3 separate regions of the Homo sapiens genome follow, and regions 1 and 3 are each linked to region 2. A link is a loop called in an ENCODE intact Hi-C map of the cell type or tissue named here. Cell type or tissue: IMR-90. All regions are shown on one strand.

Evidence for each region. Peaks named below come from ENCODE experiments on the same cell type or tissue, not always from the same donor. Only the 100,000 strongest peaks of a DNase experiment are listed, where the experiment ranks them.
Region 1: a loop joins it to region 2, with 11 times the contacts of the local background. A loop is called at or near these places in 16 of 110 quality-filtered maps.
Region 3: a loop joins it to region 2, with 15 times the contacts of the local background. A loop is called at or near these places in 38 of 110 quality-filtered maps.

The regions. Positions count from the first base shown.
Region 1 is chrX:16,694,060-16,696,559 of GRCh38, forward strand. The region is part of intron 4 of CTPS2 (CTP synthase 2); the gene reads right to left. Among named protein-coding and RNA genes, the nearest start is that of CTPS2, 17 kb to the right of the region's middle. In IMR-90, a CTCF peak has its summit at 1,224 (motif pointing left); a DNase peak (open chromatin) is centred at 1,202.
Region 2 is chrX:16,122,106-16,124,605 of GRCh38, forward strand. It overlaps GRPR (gastrin releasing peptide receptor), which reads left to right and starts at 1,460. Exons shown (of 3, transcript NM_005314.3): 1 at 1,460-2,261. The coding sequence starts at 1,849. RefSeq lists an enhancer at 1,161-1,455. In IMR-90, a CTCF peak has its summit at 1,287 (motif pointing right); a DNase peak (open chromatin) is centred at 1,346; H3K4me3 peaks cover 163 bases.
Region 3 is chrX:16,669,718-16,672,217 of GRCh38, forward strand. CTPS2 (CTP synthase 2) reads right to left here. Exons shown (of 19, transcript NM_175859.3): 11 at 863-957. Among named protein-coding and RNA genes, the nearest start is that of S100G, 21 kb to the left of the region's middle. In IMR-90, a CTCF peak has its summit at 1,497; a DNase peak (open chromatin) is centred at 1,484.

The DNA of each region.
Region 1 (2,500 bases), 570 kb after region 2:
AGGCTGAGGCAGGAGAATCGCTTGAACCCAGGAGGCAGAGGTTGCAGTGAGTCGAGATCACACCGTTGCACTCCAGCCTGGGCGACAGAGCGAGACTCCATCTCAAAACAAAAACAAAAACAAAAAACTAGCATCAAATCTCCTTAATGCAGCCAACAAAAGGCTCTCAGGACCTGGCCCTTGCACTGAGTCTCCAATGCCATCTGGTCCCCTCCCCGCTGGCCTCTTGGGTACTCCATGCTCTTCCTTCCTGCTCCTTAAGCCCTCCTACCCTCCTTCTTCATCTACAGCAACCTCTTTATCCTCCAGTCCAAGAGAGATGCATCCTCCTTGGAGGGCGGACTCTGACCCTCCTTGGAGGGCAGACTCTGACCCCCCACCTAAAGCAGCCTATATCCCACTAGCCCTTGTCACAGCACTGTACCCATCCTAGGAATTCAGCACAAGTTGCCTCTATTTCATTTCCGTCTTTGTTTCCTGGCTCTCTACCCCACTAGACTGTAAGCCCCATGAGGGCATGAGCCCAGTACCCTGCATGCAGCACTGGAGGTTTAGTTTAGTAGTCGGGCCAGGACAGAAAGGTCCTGAAATTCAATATAAGCCCTAAGGAACAGTGTTCTAGTACCTGTTACCAAAATTACAGCAGAACCAAAGCCAGGGCTGGGTGCAGTGGCTCACACCTGTAATCCCAACACTTTGGGAGGCAGGTGTATCACTTGAGCACAGGAGTTTGAGACCAGCATGGGCAACAAAGTGAGACCTTGCCTCCACAAAAACATAAAAAATTAGCTGGGCATGGCGGCACGGCGCCTATGGTCCCAGCCACTCAGGAGGCTGAGGTGGGAGGATCGCTTGAGCCTGGAGAAGTCCAGGCTGCAGTGAGTCATGATCATACCACTGCACTCCAGCCTAGGGAACAGAGTAAGACACTGTCTCTTTAAAAAACAACAACAACAACAACAACAACTCAACGAAATGAAAACATCACATGCAATCAGGAACTTGGCAGGGGTGAAGTGAGTGTAAGTACCCACTAAATACAAGGCACCAAAATCTAATTTTTGAAAATCATTTATTTTTTCTAAGGAAAACCAGAGGTCTGCACTTAAACTAAACCGTGTGCTTCCATCTTGTGTTTTGATGGGGATTCTCTGGGGGGTCAATAATAGTGAATGCCAAAAGGAGGCCAACTTCAAACATTATCAGCTTCTGCCCTCACGTGGTCAGCAGCGGTACTACAGTCTCCCTGCTAATTCAGAAGTTCCCATTACCATACCTCTAGGTCACCCACATTATCGTGTTCAGAAACCTTCAATATTACTACTGGAATAGTTTGAAGTTAACTGTTGCCCCAGATAAAAGGGAAAATATCACCTATAACAATACTTTATGCTGAAATGGAAGCAGCAGCAAATTTATGAGATGTGCAAAGTTGTTTTTGCCTTTGTCTTTAATGAAAGTCTTTTTTCTTTTTCTTTTTTTATTTTTATTTATTTATTTATTTATTTTTGAGATGGAGTCTCGCTCTGTTGCCCAGGCTGGAGTGCAATGGCGCGATGTCGGCTCACTGCAAGCTCCGCCTCCTGGGTGCACGCCATTCTCCTGCCTCAGCCTCCTGAGTAGCTGGGACTATAGGCGCCCACCACCACGCCCGGCTAATTTTTTGTATTTTTAGTAGAGACGGGGTTTCACCGTGTTAGACAGGATGGCCTCGATCTCCTGACCTCGTGATCCACCCGCCTCAGCCTCCCAAAGTGCTGGGATTACAGGCGTGAGCCACCACACCCGGCCCTTTTTAAATTTTTTTTAAAGACAGAGTCTCGCTCTGCCACCCAGGCTGGAGTGCAGTAGTGAGATCATGGCTCACTGCGGCCTCAAACTCCTGGGTATAAATGATCCTCCTGCCTCAGCCTCCCAAGTAGCTGGGACTACAGACCTGCACCACCACACTTGGCTGAGTCTTCTTTTTTGGAAAATAAACAAGAAGAAAGAAAACTGTTATTCCTTTAAGACAAGCATAAATTATTTCAGGTTCATGCCAAGATAACTCGTACTAATATAAATAAAACCTGTCAGCTCCACTGGTATGAGAAGTTGAGGTCTCACTCATAAAAATGGCTTTGAAGACATTTCAACAGCTCCTCTATGATTAAAACTAAAAATCAGCTTTGGCAGTCCTTCTTCAAAAGCTTAAATGGTGCACAGACACAACTGTTGAACACAACTTACAATCAACCAAAGAGGATGGTTGACCACTAGTATCCAATAAGCAAATATAAACATCAGGGTTATAACGGAGAAGGGGTTCTGTTTGTCAGTTTCCCTGTTTCCATGAAATTTAAAATCCAGCCAATGAGCTCCTGGAGAGCAGGAGTCAGATCACACTCAACCTCACATCCTTAGCAGCTATCATCAGGGCTAGTACATATTAAGTGCTAAATTAATCATTGTGAAGACAAGTCAATTCAAGGGTAGAATAAGAAATAAAATTAAAAATTTG
Region 2 (2,500 bases):
TAAGTAACTTGCCATAATTATAAATGAGGGAGCCAGGATTGAAGCAGAGCCTGTGTACTGTATCATTAAGCTATATTGCTGGCAACTAATCAACACCACTGGGCTCATGGCTATTGGCTGGTTACTGGTGCTACTGATCTCTGCCGAGAAGCTCTTCCACCTCTAGCCATGCAGCATCAGTCTCCCTCCTGCTGGCAGAGAGGGGCGCTGAGCCTTTCATATTTACATAGAAAGCATGGCAGCAGCCTCAGTGTTGGAACCTGCCACTGGAAATGTCCATAACAACACAGTTGGGGGCTTTCTTTGTGGGCCCTGGCATGGTAAGTGCAAGTTTTGTTATTCCTTATGGGTTCTGAAAAATGAGACTTCACCTGTTAGTGACTGGCTTCACGTCATGTACCTGGAGGAGCTGGCTTCACATACGTCATAAAGATGCACTCTAATAATGTATTTAGAAGTTGTTGGCTAAAGGTCTAAGCCTGATTCTAATAGCACTTCCTCAATTAAGCTTTTTCTAGCACTCCTTCAACGATAACTTACTTCTTTTACCACCCACTCAATTCCTCAGTATTGTATCTATCACGCTTTTATAGTTCTTTATTTTCCACACAGGGCTATAAAGAGGATATTTGCTATAAAACATGGCAAACATTCAATTAAAAATGCAAATAGCTGCATCAAAATGCCGATTCATAAAATTTTTAGATCAGATGAGAAAAGACCCATTTTTCTGGAAAAGACTATTGATCATTGAGAGTTAAGAATACAGCTGGTTCCCAATTTAATTTCTCCCTGGTAAACAGAATAGGAATGGCTTGGCAAATCTACAGGAAAGAACATGTGTGCATTGTGCTTCTGGCTTTTCCAGATGTCAGTTGCTGAAGGTTTAAGGTGTGAGTCTGTGCATGTGTTTCTGAGGATCAGTCCCTGTTCAAAGAGGCAGTGGGAAGACTGAGTGGGATAACTCACACATGGACACCCTGTGCATCAGTGTGCGTTTAATTCAAAGACAGACCTCATTTGATAGCAATATTGACATGTCATTCTAATGAATTAGAAAAAATGAGAAAATGGGATGTAAATCCCCATCTGGATTCATGGGGATAGTATCAGAAAGATTTTCAGTGCCTTTGCAGAATGCTAGCAACATTTATTAAATACCTACCCTAGGTGCTATGTGCTTACATGAGAAGCCAAAGGTATCTGTTAAGCTAGGTAGGAACTGCAGTCGGCTGGTTGCTTCTCATCTGGAGAAAGCAGGCAACTGGGCAGTGATTGAAGTGTCCAGCAGGGGGCTGGCATTCTCTGTCTATAAGTAACACTGGTTCCTCTTCAGAGCCTCAGCTCAGCGGAGCTGCCGTTTGCTGGTGAAGCCCGTGACGTGCAAAGCATCCTGCCTATAGGATTTGAGGATTTCTCAGTGCAGTTTTTTTCTACCCACTTTAAACCTCCAGATTCTAAATATCAGGAAAGACGCTGTGGGAAAATAGCAGGCCAAAAGTTCTTAGTAAACTGCAGCCAGGGAGACTCAGACTAGAATGGAGGTAGAAAGAACTGATGCAGAGTGGGTTTAATTCTAAGCCTTTTTGTGGCTAAGTTTTGTTGTTGTTAACTTATTGAATTTAGAGTTGTATTGCACTGGTCATGTGAAAGCCAGAGCAGCACCAGTGTCAAAATAGTGACAGAGAGTTTTGAATACCATAGTTAGTATATATGTACTCAGAGTATTTTTATTAAAGAAGGCAAAGAGCCCGGCATAGATCTTATCTTCATCTTCACTCGGTTGCAAAATCAATAGTTAAGAAATAGCATCTAAGGGAACTTTTAGGTGGGAAAAAAAATCTAGAGATGGCTCTAAATGACTGTTTCCTTCTGAACTTGGAGGTGGACCATTTCATGCACTGCAACATCTCCAGTCACAGTGCGGATCTCCCCGTGAACGATGACTGGTCCCACCCGGGGATCCTCTATGTCATCCCTGCAGTTTATGGGGTTATCATTCTGATAGGCCTCATTGGCAACATCACTTTGATCAAGATCTTCTGTACAGTCAAGTCCATGCGAAACGTTCCAAACCTGTTCATTTCCAGTCTGGCTTTGGGAGACCTGCTCCTCCTAATAACGTGTGCTCCAGTGGATGCCAGCAGGTACCTGGCTGACAGATGGCTATTTGGCAGGATTGGCTGCAAACTGATCCCCTTTATACAGCTTACCTCTGTTGGGGTGTCTGTCTTCACACTCACGGCGCTCTCGGCAGACAGGTAAGTACAGGCTGAAAGTTACATGCTCTCCAAGGGTGATAGACGCCTGGGTAAATGAACTACCATGTCGGGACAGGGAGCTGATTGCACAAGGGAAGTTTTACTCAAACACGGATTCCCTTCCAGGCAGGTTTTTATTCTGGGTATGACTTCTTGAGTGTAACATATTGGTTTAAGAAAGAAAAGTGAATGATGGGGACAGAAGGAGACAGATGAGAAAAAAAAAATCTCTAAGCAGA
Region 3 (2,500 bases), 550 kb after region 2:
AAATAAATGGTCTGCTGGCACTAAAAGCCTGTCCAATGGGCTCATAAACCCACCCAGCCATCCACTGCACAGTGGGAAACACAGCCTCTCTGCACTCCCCCTCCTGCCTGAGTCCCCAGCTACAGGGCTGCCTCTCCCGCATCAAGGTCCCATTTCCTCTGGTTTCCCTGGTACAGAAGCCGTACTTCGCAATTTGAAAAAAAAGCATTAAAAAGGCTCAACTCGGCCGGGCACGGGGGCTCAAGCCTGTAATCCCCACACTTTGGGAGTCTGAAGTGGGCAGATTGCTTGAGCCCAGGAGTTTGAGGCCAGGCTGGGCAACATAGCAAGACTCCATCTCTTAAAAAAAAAAAAACACACACACACACAAAAATTAGCCAGGCACAGTGGTGTGTACCTGTAGTCCCAGCTACTCTGGAGACTGAGGTGGGAATTGGAGAAGGTAAGCACAGTTGCAGATGGAGCCTTCTCCCAGCCTCTGCTACCCAGCTGGAATAGCAGCAAGTTCTCCTAGGATGAGAAACGTTTTCTGTAAAGGGTCACATAGTAAAGATTCTAGCCTCTTTCAGATAGTAAAGCTTCTAGGCCGTAGGGTCTGAAACTCTGACGTTGGACCACAAAAGCAGCCATAGACAATATGTAAACAAATTGGTGTGGCTGTGTTCCAATAAAGCTTTATTCATAAAAACAGGCTGTGGGCCAAATTTAGAATATAGTTTGTTGACCCTATAGCAGACTATTTGGCACCTGAACTTTCAAATCCGAGTTCACACCTTTACGATAACAAACCTTTAGTGTTACCCCTCCTAGGTGTCAAAAATCTAATAAACTCATAGTTAGGGTCAATAAACATGAGTTTTACCCAGAAAAGGAATCTTCTTTGTCCTTGCCCAAGAAATCGCCTGGAGTTTTCCCAATGTTCCTCTGATTCCAAAGCCTCCAGGCACAAGAATACCACTGAAATCAATACAAAATGAGGGTAAACTTGACTATCCATTTTTTTTTTAAACTAGTGTATTCAGCCATTCGTGCAATGCTTGGTCCAATCACTAGTGACTATGCTCAAGCTCTATTTTCAGAACCAATTATATGACTTCACACCCTGAACTTTTTTTCTGAAATCTTCCCAATGTTATGAAGAAATTGTGACAATTTCTCACAACTGACCTCAATATATATTTTACGATAAGTCTTTGTGGCATCAGAGCATACTAACTGAGAAACCCAATTCAATTAAGAATGCCACTGGGAAAAGAAACTGAATGAAAATAGGTTAAGGTTCTTTCAAAACACTATTATAAAAATGTTAAGATCTCTGACATCATCAGAAAGAGTTAAATTGGAAAAATCAGCCTAAGATTTCAAATGCTAATTAAGTAGTGGCAAATGAAAATTTCTTGGCTAGAAGACTTCACAGACCTAGGCAAACACAACAGCAACACAGTTCAACAGAAAACCCAGGAGGATCATGCTAACCTCATGATGCAATGCTGCCCCCAAGAGTTCTGTCAATTACTTACAAAATAAAACCTAAAATCTAAGACATGTGGAAAATATCATCAAGAGAGAAAGGGCTGCTCTGTCAATGGAGCAGCTATTCTTTATGTCCTTACTTTCCTAATAAACTTGCTTTCACTTTACTCTATGGACTCACCCTGAATTCTTTCTTGAGCAAGATCCAAGAACCCTCTCTTGGGGTCTGGATTGGGACCCGTTTCTGGTAACATCTTTCTAGCGACCACAGAAGGGACAATACTGAGTACGTGGTGGGGTCCAGTAACATTTTTCTTTTTTTTTTTTTTTTTTTTTTTTTTGAGACAGAGTCTTGCTCTTGTCACCCTGCCTGGAGTGCAGTGGCGCGATCTCGGCCCTCTCCAACCTCCACCTCCCGGGTTCCAGCAATTCTCCTGCCTCAGCCTCCCGAGTAGCTGGGATTACAAGCACACGCCACCACGCCCAGCTAATGTTTTGTATTTTAGTAGAGATGGGGTTTCACCATGTTACCCAGGCTGGCCTCGAACTCCTGAGCTCAGGCAATAAGACCGCCTCAGCCTCCCAAAGTGCTGGGATTACAGGCGTGAGCCACCATGCCCAGCCTCCAGTAACATCTTTCTAGTGAAACACGGAAAGAACAATACTGAAGAGACCCCAGACCCAAAGGAAAATCGTCTGTGTGCACCAATTGGCTGACTTTGGGTAAATGGGGTGCATATACCCAGGTAAAGGATGGGATTGGGTTAGAGGCCCAACTTAGAGTCTCTCCTAAAACAGAGAGAGTTAAAGGCTCCTCTCAATAAAAGGCAAGGATGCTTGAATGACCTTGGGTTGGAGGCACAACTTAGGAAGGTTAGAGTCCTTCCTAAGGTTTAGGGGGTTAGAGGCCTCTCTCAGTAAAGTCCCTCTCTGCTAAGAATAGGTTTGGCACTATGGGATGTTAATTGCTATTCTCTTTGGATTATTCTGCCTTGCACTCTTTGCTGATAGCTATGGGTGACAGAAC